Regions from separate parts of the Homo sapiens genome. Here region 1 is linked to region 2. Evidence: read pairs that join two places in POLR2A ChIA-PET (ENCODE). Cell type or tissue: PC-9. All regions are shown on one strand. Links, peaks and the distances in the headings refer to the core of each region. The heading gives the core; the rest is flanking DNA. Region 1 has its middle 38 kb from the start of LINC01845. Region 2 holds the start of LINC01847 (long intergenic non-protein coding RNA 1847).

Region 1 (8,340 bases), core at 88-8,087, 440 kb after region 2:
AAACCTGGAGCTCTCAGGGAGGGGAAAGTCAAGGGGCAGAAATCCAGCTCTCTCTGTGTGCCTCTCGACCACTCACCCCCATGGGCGCCATTCTGCGTCTAGGGTTCTGGGTGCTAGGAGTCCATCTGCCCCTCAGGCAAAGGGGAGCTGTCACTATTCCCCTGTATACTGTCACTCAAAGCTCCTGTTCCCAGCCCCCACAACCCCAGGATAATCTGAGCTCTAGGCCTTTCTCCCAGAGTCAACAGGCTCCCCCAAAATGACTAAAACTCTGCCTGAATTGGAAGCTATGGAGCACTCAGTTCTCACCTCAGCTTTAACTTGTCAGGGTGGTTCCTAGACATAGGCTTTCCTCTTTGGGGGAAGGTTTTAATGAAGAAATCTGAAAAGTGAATAGGACCACAGTGTAAAACCAGAAAAGTAAAAGCCACAGCAGTGTCTCCTCCCAGGGAGGGTTTCTGTTCTCTGCAGGAAACACCCCGAAATCTAGACTTTTCCTTTCTAACTCTGCATTCCTCCTTGCGCACTGCCATTTCTGCACTTTCAGTGAGTCAAGGCAGTTACAAAAGCCTGCCCAGGTTCAAGGGGAGGAAACACAGACCCCCGCTTCAATGCAGGTGTGTCTCATTATAAAAATGTCCCCAGTGTAAGAGCAGCATGGAGGATGGGCTATACTTGGTGTGGCTATCTCCGGAAAATACTAACTGCCATACTAGCTCTTTAATGAGGGGGAAGAAATGTTCATTAAAAACTATTAACTCAGGCTAAAATATAAAACAGAAAATAGTGAATAAACATTCATACCACAAGAAAACAGCATGCTTGCCCAAGCATCCCCTTAGAATACATTTTGATAATGATAATAACAATTTGCTAAGAGCTTCCCAGCTATAAAATGTCTCCCCATCATTACCTCCTTCCATCCAGCAACGCTGTGAAGCAAATACATCCATTTCCCTGTTAGGGAGATGGAGGTCCACAGCAGTGCCTCACCCTGACTCACACATTTGTTAGTGAGAGTTTTGAGACTGAACCCAAGGCTTCTGACTCTAATTATGGGTTCCTGTCCACATCTGACCAGCAACCAGTTTGAGTGATATTTAGGATCTGTTTCACAGAGTTTGAAAGTCAATACAAAATGTTCAGTCTAGTGATCTGGCTGTGGCTTTACCGCAGTTTGAGTCTGAGCAAATCACTTTCTGAGTGTCAGTTTCACCATCTGTAAATGCAGAAGATTGCACTACAGGAATTGAAACTTTTTCCATGTAAAGAAAAATGTAAGCAATCACACCCTTTCTCCAGGCAAAATCTTACATGAGGATTCCTACTCTATGAAACATCTGTTCAAAAATAGAGCTGCCCTACCCACCAAAGCTAAACATGCAGCCACCCAGTAACCCTGCAATACCACTCTGGGTATATACCCGACAGAAATGTGTTCGTTTTTCCCCAAAAAGGCTGTGCAAGAGTGTTCATAGCAGCTATGTTCATAACATCAAAATATGGAAACAACCCAAATGTCCATCAAAAGCAGAAAAGCTAAATAAATTCTGGTATAGTCACACAACAGAATACTACACAGCAATGAAAAAGGGTGGGCGGCTCCTACATGCTAGAACATGGATGAATCTCCCAGACATAATTTTGAACAAAAGAAGTTAGACAAAATGAACGCATGCTCTACGATTCCATTTATATGAGTTCGAAAACAGATAATATGAAAATGGTGGTTCTCTTTGGTGACAGCACTGATGGGAAAGAACCAGAGAGAGCTTACTGGGACTTTGGAAAGATTCTTTATCTTGATCTGTGGTTACATGGGTGCATAAGTTTATACAAACTCATCAGGCTTTATTTTATTTCATGTATCTTTTGAGACAGGGCCTCACTCTGTCACCCAGGCTGGAGTGCAGTGACACAATCAAAGCTCACTGCAGCCTCAACCTCACGGGCTCAAGTGATCCACCCACCTCAGCCTCCTAAGTAGCTGAGACTACAGCCATGAGCCACCATGCCCAGCTAATTTTTGTATTTCTTGTAGAGTTGGGGTTTTGCCATGTTGCCCAAACTGGTCTTGAACTCCTGAGCTCAAGATATCCACCCACCTCAGCTTCCCAGAATGCTGGGATTCCAGGCATGCATCACCATGCCCAGCCTCATCACATGAATTGAAATTCGTGTGCTTTATTATATATAAGCTGTACCTCAACAACAACAAAAAGGGTAAAAAGAGAAATGGAACGACTTTGGTTGATGCAAACCAGAAGGTCTTGAAGACCCCTTTGCTCAGCCTCCATCCCACTGCCTCTATCGATTCATACCCTTGACGGACTCTAAGCTTCCATATGTACAGTTTAAAAGACCATCAGACTAGACCATGTCTAAGGAACTCCCAGCCCTGACAGTCTGTGATTCGCCTTTGGGATTCAGATGCAAATGCCTTTCCCTGGAAACCATCCGATATGGTTTGGATCTGTGTCCCCACCAAATCTCAGGCTGAATTATTATCTCCAGTGTTGAAGGTGGGGCCCCATGGGAGGTGACTGGATCATGGGAGCAGTTTCTCATGAATGGTTTAGCACCATCTCCTTGGTGCTGTTCTCATGACAGTGAGTGAGATCTCACGAGATCTGGTTGTTTAAAAGTGTGCAGCACCTCCTCCTCTCACTCTCTTTTGCTCCTGCTCCTGCCCCATGAAATACCTCACTCCCCCTTTGCCCTCTGCCATGATTGGAAGCTTCCAAAGGCCTCCCCAGAAGCAGAAGCTGCTTTGCTTCCTGTACAGCCTGCAGAACTGTGAGCCAATCAAACCTCTTTTCTTTATAAATAACCTAGTCTCAGGTGTGCTTTTATAGCAGTGCAAGAATGAACTAAGACATCATCCTACAGGTGACAACTGTTTCAAATGTCCAAATCCCCACTCCATGGTTACCTTATCTCACCCCGTTCTTGTCACCTTCTTCCCCACCCTCCAATGCCCAAAGCCCACACACTACCCCAGGACCACAGCCTCCTACTCAACCCTCCTTAAGCATCCCCATCTACTCCCAAAGTCCCGCAGGGCCCCTGCAAGCTTACCTCCTGGTGTAAGCACAGGCTCCAGAGTTCACCCACCTAGGTTCAGATCCTGGCTCCTCTACCTGTAGCTGGATGTGCTTTCTATTTATACGTTGAGGTTGACTAATGGTACATATCGTTGAATTGTTAGGAAGATTAAGATAGTACCATGGAAAGCAATTCGCACAGTGTCTGATGCATCCTAAGTGCTCAAGAAGTGTTAGCTAGTGTTCTGATCATTGTTAACTGTCCCCCTCCTGTTCTATTATCACACACTTATGGATCAAAGAGAGACAACAGCTTTTTAAAAATTAACAATAGGCCAGGCGTGGTGGCTTACACTTGTAATCCCAGGACTTTAGGAGGCTGAGGTGGGAGGATCACTTCTTGAGCCCAGGAATTTGAGACAAGCCTGGGCAACATAGTGAAACTCTATCTCAATTAAAAAACAAAAATTAGCCAGGCGTGGTGGCATGCACCTGTTGTCCCAGCTACTTGGGAGGCTGAGGTAGGATAATGGCTCGAGCCCAGGAGGTTGAGGCTGCAGTGAGCCAAGGCCGTGTCACTGCACTCCAGCCTGGGCGACAGAGAGAGAGTCTCCGTCTCAAAATAATAATAATAACAATAATAATAATCTAGTAGAGTGTTTACCACAGCTGTGCTGCACATCCTCCTCACAGCTTTTTTTGAGTAGACTTTGCGTTGTGTGCCCAAAGTCACATAAATGATCAAGGCTGGAGTCAAAATTTAAATTCAAGCCCTACTGACTCCAAAGCTCATAGTCTGAGCCTCCATGCTATTTGCTTAAGAAACTGTGTAATGCAGTTGACGGAGAGGGTACTTAATCTAAAGGAGTGAGCATCTGCTGGGGCCACTGGTGTGATCGAAAGAATTTAGAATCGGACAGATCTAGGTCCAAATCCTGGGCTGTGTGCTTCACCAGCTGCGCAGACTTACACTCATTGCCTTAACTGCTCCAAGCCTCAGTTAGCTCACCTGTAAATTGAGACGCCATTGTGGAAGGCATTAAATGAACTTCATAATGTAGCCAAAACTTTATAAAAGCTAATCCTGGGGATTTCCAGCATCAGGTGATGCAGATGGAGAGTGATTTGAGGAAGGGAGTATATACTTCATCCATGCTTCACCCAGATCTCCCTCCAGTTCAAAACAGAACCCTTCACCCAAGGACAGCCCCTCCTAAGACTGGGGACTTTTTTAAACAATCAAATGATGCCTAAGTTGCAAATGTTAACTTTGTGGTCTGGTCTCTCTTCCTCTGTTGTCAGTTTTAAAACAGTTGCTAAAAACTAACATCCCCTCTCACCCTATCTTCCCCTTCTTGTTTGCAAGACAGAGCCTATTAGAGATTTCAAGGCAGTTTTGCTTTCAAATGGCCCATCTTTCTGATTCCCTCTTCTTTCTCAGCCTGAGCTCAGCATGACTTTTCCTCCCTACCTCGTTCTGCTCTACACACACAGCTATGCCATACATGAGGGCAATTCGGGTGACACCCTAGACTCTCTGATTTTACAACTCCCAGTTTGCAGCAAGAAGCAGGTAGTGAAGTGGATTCTCAAAGGGAATCAGAAGGGGAAAATAATTTGGCCATCAATATGAGTAAAAAACCCCAGACACTCATATACACCCCATCTAAACATAACCCTTCGCCACCCCCAAGAGGTGAGGCAGTCGTGTTCTCTTGCTCACTTCCACATAACTTGCTACAAAGTCTTTTGGCGACACTCCCTTTGTCGCCTTTAATGTGTTGCTCTAATGACCCACATAATGAGATTGCACCTCTCCAGGCCTGAATAAATGTCATCCCGTGAAGTGGGCATCTTCAAGGAGCTGGGAAAAGTACAGCCTTCCTGGAAGGGCATTTTGGCTAAGAATTAAGTCTTTAAAAAAGGCTGATACCCAATAACTACAATTGTACCTAGTTTATCAAGGAGTCTCAGCTTACCACTGTTTCAAACACAGAATTGCCACCAACTGTGTGTTCTCAAATCCTCTTTAATGGTGCTTGACATCATCTTAGTGCAATTCCATTTATTTCCAGTTATTAAGGGTTATTCAGTGACATTTTTGTTTCTGTAGGACTCAGTCCCATGCATTTCAAAACTTGAAACTTGTTTTCTTGTAATGACTCTCTTTTCCTCACCACGCCCAAACACATACACAAACCTAGACTTGAGTTTCTAAGCTGCTTAAAGGTTGTAGGGGAAAGAGGATGGTCTCTTCTCACCACGCCATCTCCTATGCGCATGCCCTCTGCTGTTGGGGCAGGATGGAAAGAGGGAAGGACAGAGATGTTTCCTCATTTAGCTGCTTATGATGAGGAGCTGATCCTTTTTATTTCAGTGGTCACTGGTTCCTGGATAATGCAGACTGAGCTTTGACTCCTGCTGTGTGGCTCCTTCATGGGGCTCATCCATTGGGTTCTTTGGAGAATGTCGTAGGGCCATCCCCTGCATATTCACCTACATGGGTGGCCTGGCTAGGGCTCCAGCTGCTTCCTTTCCTTTTCCTCCCCAACCACAGTCTTCCCCACACTTTCCTTCTACCAGGGGTATCTCATCCAGTGGGAAACCCACTTGGGGAATAATGGCAGAACAGCTCAAGTCCCACTTCCTAAGGTGTTCCCTCGACCCAGGAGAAATGTATGTGTCCTTGACACACCTGAGAAGCCACAGACCCCTATATCCATGTCCTAAGCAGCCTCAGGTGCTCCTGCTGGTCCAAGACTCAAAAACCATCAAAGGAAAGATAACAGACCCCAAATTAATGGAGTCGACACTGCAGGAATAGGAATCCCACTTGTCAAATAATTCTCTTTGGGCCTCTCTCTCTTGGTTTTAGGGAAGGAAAATAACCATACCTCCTTCTTCTCTCTTATGGGGAAGTGATGAGAAAAGTCCTATACTAAGGAACTAGTAAATGAATAAGTTCTATGGATGTATTCACAGAGTTGATGGATTATTTTAATGGTATGATATGTTAAATGAAAAGAGCAGTGTAGCAGATTGCATTTTCCAACATGGCAGAAACATCACCACTCGTCTCACAGGCTTTCACTACAATGTGACCTCGACGATCCTCCTATCAAATGATGGGGTCTTTGCCACGTCCCCTTGAAGCTGGGCAGATCTCAGTGTCTGCCTTGACCAAGAATAGTGCAGAACTAACATTATGTGACTTTCAAGGCTGACTCATTAAAATGTCATGCACTTTCACCTTGCTCTCTTGAGATGCTCACTCTTGGGACCCAGCCACCATGCTGTGACGAGGCCTAAGGCACCACATGGACAGGCCATGAGTAGGTATTTCAGTGGATGTCCCCAGCTGACATCTCAGCTGATGACTTACATCAACTGCCAGGCATGTAAGTGATAACCCTCTTAATAATTCTAGCCCTCACCCACGAAGCCATCCCCAACCTCTGTATCTCCCCATTTGAGGCCCCAGACATCATGGAACAGAAACAAGTGATTCCACCATGATCCTCTCAAATCCCTGATCTGCAGAATCTGTGGGCATAATAAATTGTTGTTGATTAACCTGTAAGTTTGGAATGATTTGTTATACAGCAATAGTAACTAAAACAAACAAGATACCCAATTGTCCATAGAACATAATCCATGTATTTCATATATATATATGGTAGGGTGGGAAATATTTGACACTGACTACAGATGCCTCTGTCTTCTAAGAGGAGAAGCATAGTTAATATCAATGAGAAAGTAAATCTCTATCAGCCTCTATTTCACTTACAAAGACTGGTGGAGAGACATGAAGAAAATATGGGAATTTCAAAGCCTCCACTTTCCCTTCTTTATTAATAATGATTGAAACTCAGAGTAGGTGACCCTTGGTGTGAATGGTACTTAATAGTAGATACAGAAAGGAGGTCTAGGACTGTGTAGGGGCTGTAGAGCTAAACTGCCTTCTAGGATAAATGAGAGAATTTGAATGTTTTACAGACAGAGAAGGCAAACAACAAGGTGGAAGGCCGGAATCTTCCAAGAAAAGTGTTCGGTGAGAAAGACATTTCCCCTACAGCAAGGCTGTTAAGGAACTTTCCAGGAGAGAGATATATAAGATCTAATTTTATCTCTTTTTTTAATTTTTAAACTTTTTTTCTTCCTTCTAAGGAAAACAACACTAATACGATCTAATTTTAAACTCGGCATTTTTATGATTTTTTAAAATCCCTCCTGAGTCCTCACACTTTGAGTAAAGTTTGCTACGTGTACATTTCTTGGGAGAAGGGCCTGGTGGGAACAAAACACAGAGGCCAAGTTTGACATGAAGCTCAGTGCCTTGCACAGGGAGAGCAGGGTGCTGTCCCTTCATGCGACACTGTGAATTCAGAGCTCCTCGGGGGTGGACACCTAGAGCCAGAACAAACCCACGGGACTGTCAGCCCCAGGGATGGAGGGAGTCTCAGTAAGCATGCTGGACTTCCTACAGAAAACAGGAGAAAGAGCTTAAGTCACTATTGTTTAAATCTCAAAGTACAGGGCCACCTCACCTGCTGTCTTAATTATAAACAACGGAGTGGCTTCTTGAGTGGCATCTTGCACAGGGGTTAGCTCGCCAAGTCAGCGTGCCAGGTAAAAAAGTCAAAAGTCAAAATGCCCTTGAAATCCCTTAGCAGAATGCTACATGGGAGATGGCCATTTCTCAGTAAGTTTTGCCATGGCTGCTGTGTCCCTAACTGTACAGTTAATCCTTGACTCTTAGTTTGACTGTCAGCTGAAGCAGCTGGTTTCAGTGAGAGACTGTGTCAAACCAAAAATACATCTTTTTAAACCGAAACCCAGAATGTCCATGGTAAGATGTTTTACACGCTGAAAAGCTCCGTGGAACTGAGGTCCAAGGGAAGAACAGAAGATTCTCTCCCACTCCCATCTCACACACACTCCCAGGCAGCCACTTACTCTGTGGAATGGTAAACAGAATCACTCACACTTCAGATTCTCTCTTTTCCTTCCTCTTCTCTCTCATGCTTGCAGAGTTGAATTTTATTGGATGTATGACATGGCATTCTAGAAAAATATTAAAAATACTTATGTTAGGCAAAAATACTGGAAGGGAATACACCAATATCTTAGCAGTGGCAGTCTTTAGATACTCTATTATTCACATTTTTTACAATATGCACATAAAATTTCTATCATGGTGAGTACCCCATTGGGTAGTTGTAGTACTTAAAACAGTGCATGCACAAACAGTAGGCCCTCAATATACTTTATCTCATTATTATTATCAGGAAAGAAC
Region 2 (8,340 bases), core at 321-8,320:
AGTGTTGGGATTACGGGCGTGAGCCACCATGCCCGGCCCTTGTTGTTTAAGCAACTTTTAGTCACGTATGCTGTTCCATCTATACCAAAGCATCTGAACAAATATATCAGGGAAACCTCTTCTCAGTTGACCCTCCCTTTTTCTTCTCCTTTCCCTGCTTTAATTCAGGGGACTCAAACCTGGATGCCTGCAGGGACCAGAGCAGAACTATGCAAAACTGGAACTTGTGTGGCACAAGGAAGGCGAATTAGAGAGGGTGTGCCCCTTGTGAAGGGGCTGATGCTGGTTATTGAGCTCCAGCTGGTTCTGGCTGTGCAGGAATCCTATCCAGCTGTGGCTGGATATTTTTATTTTTCAGGAGAAACTGGAAAACTGGAGTTTTAGTGGACTCTCTCAATTTAGAAATGCATGTTGAAATTTTAAAGTAAGATACTGTATATGAACCAAACTGATGTATCCATGCACTAGGTATGGTCTCAGGGTCATATATTTGTGACTTGGGTTTAACTCCAGAGTTTCATTTTTCCTTGAGCTTGGTCCTTAAGGCTGTCGGTGACTTATTTCAGATTTTGCTCTTGGGTAGGAGCTGCGGTTGTGGGCTTGAGTTTTGTGGGAGTGGGGAATAGAGGAGGGGAGAAAAGAGAATAAAAGGATATAACTGTGTCCTGACATTAAGGTAGGACATCTGCAAGCCAACAAGCTTTTATCCTGCAGGATAAACCTTCTCTTAGTATAAGTCCTGTGCATGATTTTACTGAAAAGGCCACTGTTGTTTTCTCCACCATGAATTATGTTACCAAAGCCCCCTTCTCTTATCTAAATGCCAGTGTGGCTCAGGCTCTAAGAATCGGGGTGGAGGGGACCTATACCACCAAACGACCATGAAGCTAGGAGTTTTGATGCAATTTCCCAGGAAATTGCCATCCTGTTTGACTTAATTAGTGCTGTGAAGACACCAGTTTTGTCTAGGAGCACGAATTCTCAGTTCTCATTTAGCCCAATAAATGTTCAGTTCTTTTCAGCTAAAGAAAATATCCCATGGAAAATACAAGGACATACCCTTTTCGTGCAAACTGCATTTGGGTACATGAATAAATTCAAACGGGGCCCTCTAGGGAAGGCCTGGACTGCTGTGGACATTTTAGACCTTTGTTAGACCAACTTTCCATGGACCTGAGGACTCTGACCCCCAAGGGGGCAAGTCCAGGCTCCTTGTCCCTGCATGACCCACACAGGTTGTTTAATTTAATTCTTCAGGCTGTTAAATTGGAAATCTTCATGTTTGCCTCCAGGTCATCAAATTAAAAATTTTCAGAGCTCCTTTGTTGCAAGACTTCAGAGAACAGCTAAAATGAACTTCATGCCATGTACTGTATACAGCCCAATGATGCCCCTTGATGACAAGAGGGAATGAGTCACCACCAGCTTCAGGGATTTGGAAGAAATGTCAATGAAGTCATGAATAATAGGTGCTGCACTGACACCTAAGAAGGTTAAGGTCAGGAATTAGTTGGCAGGGAAGAAAATTGTGAAGGAGGCCACCCACAGCTCTACAGAGCTTCAGTAGCTTGTGTCATCTGATTGGATAGTGGTGAGCTGGGATAGCCAAGAAAATAAGGAATTTATTTCATTTTGAAGAAAGAAAATATGTGTATGTTGGTGGTGGTGGGAGGTTCTTCCCAAGGGCAGAGAGGTGGACTTGATGGCTTTTGGAAGCCCCACCAAGCTTCAGGCCTTTATTGTGGCTCTAGGGGCTGGTATTAGAAATCAGTGGGTCTGAGCACTTCTCCAAGCATCCTGGGAATCTTCAGAGGGAATATTTTACAGAAAGGCAGAAACCAGTCTAGTTACCTCTAGAGAGAAGACCCCAATAGCCCAGAAGGGCTACAGAATGTTAGGTTGTGTTTCTGTTCCAGTATGAAGACACTATCAAGACAGTAAGTCGTCCAGAAGACATTTTCTGCCCTCTGCATAAAAAAACAAAGAGGTGGGGTTAAAAAGCTGATGGTTGTACTTCCACTGACCTTCCAATCAAATACTATTTTGGTGATTCATTCTGGGGGAATGAAGCAATGGATCATCATCAAAAAAAATGATGGAGTGCCTCATCATTTCATGGTATCTCCATTTGTTTTTCTGTCTAAATTAACCAGAAAAATTCCACTGGGGACAGGCCTGCACACTGTCTAGAGATGGAAGGAGGTGAAACCACCTCCACGATGGTCATTGCCATGGCTTTCACTCCTGTTGCCACCATCATCCAGTATATGTGTAGACTGAGGGGGCTCTGAGATGAGCACAATAACAACGAAAAGTCCTGTCATAGGCTGTCATAGTCAGGGTTTGTTGTTAGGGATCGGCACTTGGGGAAGGGAGAGGAAACAGGATTGAACAGAGGCAGAAGTTGAACTGTGATGTTTATTAGAGTTGTCCTCAGTGAGCTGAAAAGACTGAGCCTTTATCAGTGATTGGGTATGTGCTGTCAGGGAAGGGTACTCTCCTGGGCAAGGTGGCTCTCTGCAGCTGAGGCTGCCAAGCTCATGCTGACAGCTGGAGTGTCTGCTGATGGCACTTGCAGCAGCGGACTCAGTGGGTTCTTTCCTGAAGGAGGCTGGAGCCCTGCAACTCTGTGCCCTTCAAAAAGCCCAGATCTTGGGTATAAACCCAAAGGATTATAAATCATTCTGCTGTAAAGACACATGCATACTTATGTTTATTGCAGCACTATTTACAATACCAAGGACTTGGAACAAACCTAAATGCCTATCAATGATAGACTGGATAAAGAAAATGTGGCACATATACACTATGGAATACTATGCAGCCATAAAAAAGAATGAATTCATGTCCTTTGCAGGGACATGGATGAAGCTAGAAACCATCATTCTCCACAAACTAACACAGGAACAGAAAACCAAACACCGCATATTCTCACTCATAGGTGGGAGTTGAACAATGAGAACACATGGACATAGGGAGGGGAACATCACACACTGGGGCCTGTTTGGGGGTGGGGGGCAAGGGGAGGGAGAGCATTAGGACAAATATCTAATGCATGTGGGGCTTAAAACCTAGATGATGGGTTGATAGGTGCAGCAAACCACCACGGCACATGTATACCTATGTAACAAACCTGAACGTTTTGCACATGTATCCCAGAATTTTTTTTATAAAAGCCCAGATCTTGAATCCAAGGAAGGTTTTATTGCAGATTTCAGAGCCATGAAACTGCCTCTCAGGACCTTGGTCTATCTCTTGACCAAGCAGTCAGACAAAGCAAGTGAAATTTCTATGATGGTAGTGAGAGCCAGGCAAGACTGGCAAGACCTCAGGCTTATGATTCAGACAGACCTGGATTCAAAGTCCACACTCATACTCACCAGTTGCATGACTCTAGGCAATCACATCACCTTCTCTGAGCTCCATGTCCCTTTCTGTAAAATGGGGATAATAATAGTTTGCTGGTCCAGGGCCCACTTGTCTTCCCATAGTGTCTTTCCCTTCCCACCTCTGTTCTGTATCACAGGGATCTTATCTCTGCAAGCTGTAGCTCCCAGGCTCCTGCATCAGCTGGCTTCTAGCTGAGTTTGGCCAATGATATTTTGGGGACAAGAAGAAGCAGCTAGTTAGGGCATTTCTCCCTCCCTGCTTCAGGTGGTGTCCCCAGCAGCAGCTGCATCTCTGCAAGCAAGAGCACTCATTAACATAGACACACTCAAAAGGCCACATGTGCAATTTCTAACAATGTTGACGAGCCAGTGCCTTAATTATTTTATTATTTTAAAATAAGGTTATTTTATTTGATTAATCATGAGAGTATTTTAATCTTATAAGATTATTTTAGTTGATTAATCGTCACTCATGTAGAGGATATGATACAAGTTGGGCATTTTGATTAGGACATGAAAAAGCAATGTTGGAGTTTATCAAGTTTATCAAAGCTTATTGTCCTGCAGGATCCCTCATGAGTACATAAAGTAGTAGGGAAGGGCTCCAGGGTGTCAGAGAGGAACAGTAAGGCAGAGGAGGAGACCCTGCAGAGAGATGTTTAAATAGCATGTAAGTAAAAGTTGCCACCATCACAACTCTAAAGAGAACTATAACCTCAAAGTCATTCAAAATTGGCATTCAAAGACTGTCAAAACAGGGCTTCAATCTACTTTTAAAATTCTCTTTCTTAGACTTTGTATTGGGTTGAATAGCAGATCTCCAAAAGATACGTCTAAGTCCTAACCCCACCCCACCACCCCAGTACCTGTGAATGTGACTTTAATGGAAATGGGGCTTTTGAAGATGTTAAGAATCTTGAGATGAGATGATTCTAGATTTAGGGTGGGCCCTAAGCTCAAGGAGTGTTGTCCTTATAAAATAAAAGAGAGGGAGAGTTGAGACATAAGGACACAGGGGAGGAGCTGCAAGCCAAGGAATTAGAATCACTAGAAGCTGGAAGAGGCAAAGGATGGAATCTCTTGTAGAGCCTCCACAGGAAGTGTGGCCCTGCTGACCCCTTGATTTTTAGACTTCTGCTCTCCAAAAGGAACCATGAGAGAATAAACTTCTGTTGCATTAAGTCATCGAGTTTGTGGTGCTTTGTTATGGGAGCCTTAGAGACCAATATAGACCCCAACTTCCAGTTATAATGGGCCACTGAGCTGTTTCCTGAATAGCCCAGCTGTTTGCTGACCTCGGGTTTTTAACCATGTTGCATTGGACACATTATTATATTTATATTTAATGCAAGCACAGTTAACTATTTAGTTGGCAAAAAATAACATGAATAGACTGAGGGAGGCTGAGAGCAGAGCAAATTGATGGCTAAGCTGCTAGGGACAGCTCTGTCTGCTTTTCCATGCTGAATGGTGAGTGCTGCCCTGCAGGTTGCAGGAAACATGGCCACAACTACTCCTCCTCACCTCTTCTATGGTCTTCCCACAGGATGAGCATCTCATCACAACATGTGTGAGTCCAATGTGGAAGATTTCATGGTTTTCATACAACTTGGCCCCTTAAAGCAAGCTCACGAATTCAGCTGAAGCAACAACAATTGATTTTGGGACTACAGGACACAGTGACTGTATTGGATTTCTTGAGAGACAGTGTCATTTTCCAACACAGTCTCTCATAAGGGATTTTCAAGGGAACTTTTGACTATCCTCTATTTATGACTTTTTTTGGCTTTATGCATTGATTTTAGAACACAAATGCTGAATAAGATTTGATTCCTTTGCGTTCACTTTGCTTAGAATCCCCCAGCATACTTTAACATGCCACTTTTTCCAACAACTTCTCCCTTCACACCCGGATTGGTGCTGAATTTCTAACTTCTTCAAAATTCCATAGCATTTCCCTCCATCACTCCCATGTATCTTCACTTACAGGAGTTTATACACACATCAGCTTCCCTTGCAGAATTTTTTGACATTGGGGGCTACATATCTTTGAATCTCCCATAGGCCAGTGGATCATTGAATGAATGGTTGGATGGATGGATGGATTTATTGATGTTTATAGATTTCAGAGAAAAATTAAATGGAATCTAATAGCTAAAGCAAAGAGAGCTTGTCTACATTTACACTGCCAGTGTGAGTCTTGATGCACAAACTGGGAATCAGATTGCCAGGTGATGCCACACTCTTGCAGATAGATGGCTTGCTTTCTCTGTGGACTTAAAATAAGTCAAGCGTGAGGCCACTCCTCTAAATCACTGGTACAGGGATGCGTCTATACTGCAACTCAGCCTAAGTGTCAGTTCCTCAGAGAACCCTTCCCTGTACCTCCGAGTCTAGATGAGTCTCCTTCCTCTCTGTTATATGCTATCATGGAATTCTCTTTTTTCCCTTCATAGCATTGTCACATTTTGAAACTATTTGTTTCTGTGACTTTTTGTTTACTGTCTTTTACACCCTCCAACCTCTTGGCTGACTTTAAACTCAAGAAACGTAGGATTGATGTCTGTTTTCTTAACCATGGTAATCCAGTGTCTAGCCCAGTGCCTGCCATTGGCTGCAATATATTACAGCAGTAACATATCACATATTACTGCTACTAATGTCTAATATTAATTGACTATGTATTATGTGCCAGACACTGTTCAAAACTGCTTTACATAAATCATCTCCTTTTATCTTCACAATAACTCTCTGAAGCAGGAGCGATTATTATTCCCATTTTGTAGATGAGGAGACTGAGATACAGGGACACTAACTGGTTCAAGGTATCACAGCTAGGAAGTAGCACAGTGGAGACTTAAACCCAGGGATGCCAGCCCCAAAGTCAGGAAGTGTTCACTAATGTATGTTGAATAAATGAATGAATCATGATCAATATTACTGTGTATCTTCTGGACTAATTGCCTAGCCAGTGCAAACATGTCTTCTACAACTATTCTAAGAGTTAGTTCTCCAGATCGTTCTGAAATACTTCTTGCAATGGGATTCATTAGCTTTTCCAGTGAGCAACTCTAATAACTAGGATGATCTTCATTACATAAAACTGAAATCCACTTCTGTGGTAATTTTACCTGTGGACACCTGTTCTGCTCTCAGTAGTTTAAAAGAACTTTAGTTCCTCTCATATAGCTCTGATAAGAGTTTTCACTTAGATGACAGCCTATGTTCCAGCTATATCTCCAGATTCTGGCCAAACCATAGTGTACTGCTATACCTGTTAAACTGAGGCATCCACACCTGGATAGAAGGCTTTCCAGGAATGGTTTGTCCAGGGTGGAATAGAGTAGGAGTATTCAGCTCTGTAACCCTGGGGACTGACATGATGCTTGTTGAATTGAAATGAAATGCTTTCATAGTGGTAATAATAATCTCTTTACTTTGTAGTTGAAAATTACAAAATATGTATGTGTGCCCGATTTCAGTTGGTTTTTCTCTACAATATGTTGTTTAATCTCTGCTGCCTTTTTGATTTGAGGCTTCAGGATATTAGAGCTATAAGCAACATGAGAGATGCTCTGAGGTCCAGAGAGGTTGAATGGTTTGCTTAGAGTCAAGTTAAGTTTCCTTTTAAAACTGATAATTTCTGGAAACTATGTCCTTCTTCCTATGATCTCCCATGAACCTGATGGGTTTCCTGCCCTCTGGTCCTTTTCAGTATATTGACTGTGGTCAAAATAGTGTTGGCAATGAACTTTCTATCATTGGAGGTGTATGAACTGATAATGAGTTGGCTTTTGAGTAAGGATGTTGTACCTACAACAACAGCTGAGACATCTAATGAGTATTGGTCTAAATGATCTTTCAGGTAATGTAACCTCTGGCCTTACAAAAACTATGCCACCCATAGACTGCATAGGGATCAGGTAGAGTTTTAGCCACAAAGCTTTCAAGACTTCTATCCACCAAATCGTTTCTGAATATAGCAACCTAGTTTCTCACCATAACTGGTAGGAGCCAAGATCATCATCCTTCAATACTGAAACACTACCAAAAATATACAAGTTTTCAACACTGATTCTCAATACCTTGTGGAAACTTCCCAAGACCTTTTGTCCCAATCCTATTTATTCTTCACACCTAGCTCAACTCTTGTTTACTCTGAGTATCCTTTCTCAATCCTCTCAATTAGAATGAATCCTTCCCTCCCATATTTCCCCATAGGAAATTGTAACTCTCCTATAAAACTTATCAAAGTCTGCCTTATATTATGCATCTTTTCCCATTTCATTGAGCAATCAGCACTGATTTATTTGTACATAATTTATTATCATTATTAACCATGTACCAAGCCAAGTACTTTACTTGTTTTGCCTTTTTGTTTTGTCTTTACCTTATTTATTCTTTGCAATGACCCTATGTGGTAGGTGTTTACAATATCACCATTTTACATATGAGGAAACTGAGGCTGGGAAGTTAGTCATCTTCCTAAAATTACATGGTAAGTTGGTGCCAGAGCTGGGCTCACAAATTCTTATAGAACAGAGGCCATGATTCTTCTCTCTCAGTCCCTAGAATTTTACTTTGTTTGCAATGGGTGTTTAATAGTTTTTTTTTCTGTTGCTTATAGACACAGATCCAGAACACGTGAGACCACACTTGTGGTGAAGAAAGCCTGCGGTTCCAGAGAATCAAAGCCAGGTAGATAAGCTGGCAATTGGATCAAGGTGAAAGCAGTTCTTCCATTGAGTTAGGCGAGCACTCAGGAGCTCTATTATGACAGGGACTCTCTGACATCTGTCATCATGTGGTCAAAGGAAATAATGGAAAGTAAAGAACAGTGGTCTCCATCTTTGATTTCAGTCTTGGGTGGAATAAGAGATGGAAAACTTTTATTGTCTTAGCAGTTGGTTTGAGAATTCTTTCTGAGGAGACATCCACCCTGATGTGGAAA

The links. Peaks named below come from ENCODE experiments on the same cell type or tissue, not always from the same donor. Only the 100,000 strongest peaks of a DNase experiment are listed, where the experiment ranks them.
Region 1: POLR2A ChIA-PET joins it to region 2 with 12 read pairs; 2 of 35 experiments call an interaction of 5 or more read pairs at or near these places.

The regions. Positions count from the first base shown.
Region 1 is chr5:159,423,791-159,432,130 of GRCh38, reverse strand. No RefSeq gene overlaps it. Among named protein-coding and RNA genes, the nearest start is that of LINC01845, 38 kb to the left of the region's middle. RefSeq lists an enhancer at 4,587-4,666. In PC-9, for the core only: no CTCF peak of the experiment used is centred there; no DNase peak of the experiment used is centred there; H3K27me3 peaks cover 1,487 bases.
Region 2 is chr5:159,867,605-159,875,944 of GRCh38, reverse strand. It overlaps LINC01847 (long intergenic non-protein coding RNA 1847), which reads left to right and starts at 4,561. Exons shown (of 3, transcript NR_109891.1): 1 at 4,561-8,087. It also overlaps a transcript of ADRA1B not described here. RefSeq lists an enhancer at 964-2,163. In PC-9, for the core only: no CTCF peak of the experiment used is centred there; DNase peaks (open chromatin) are centred at 1,434 and 2,024; H3K27ac peaks cover 747 bases.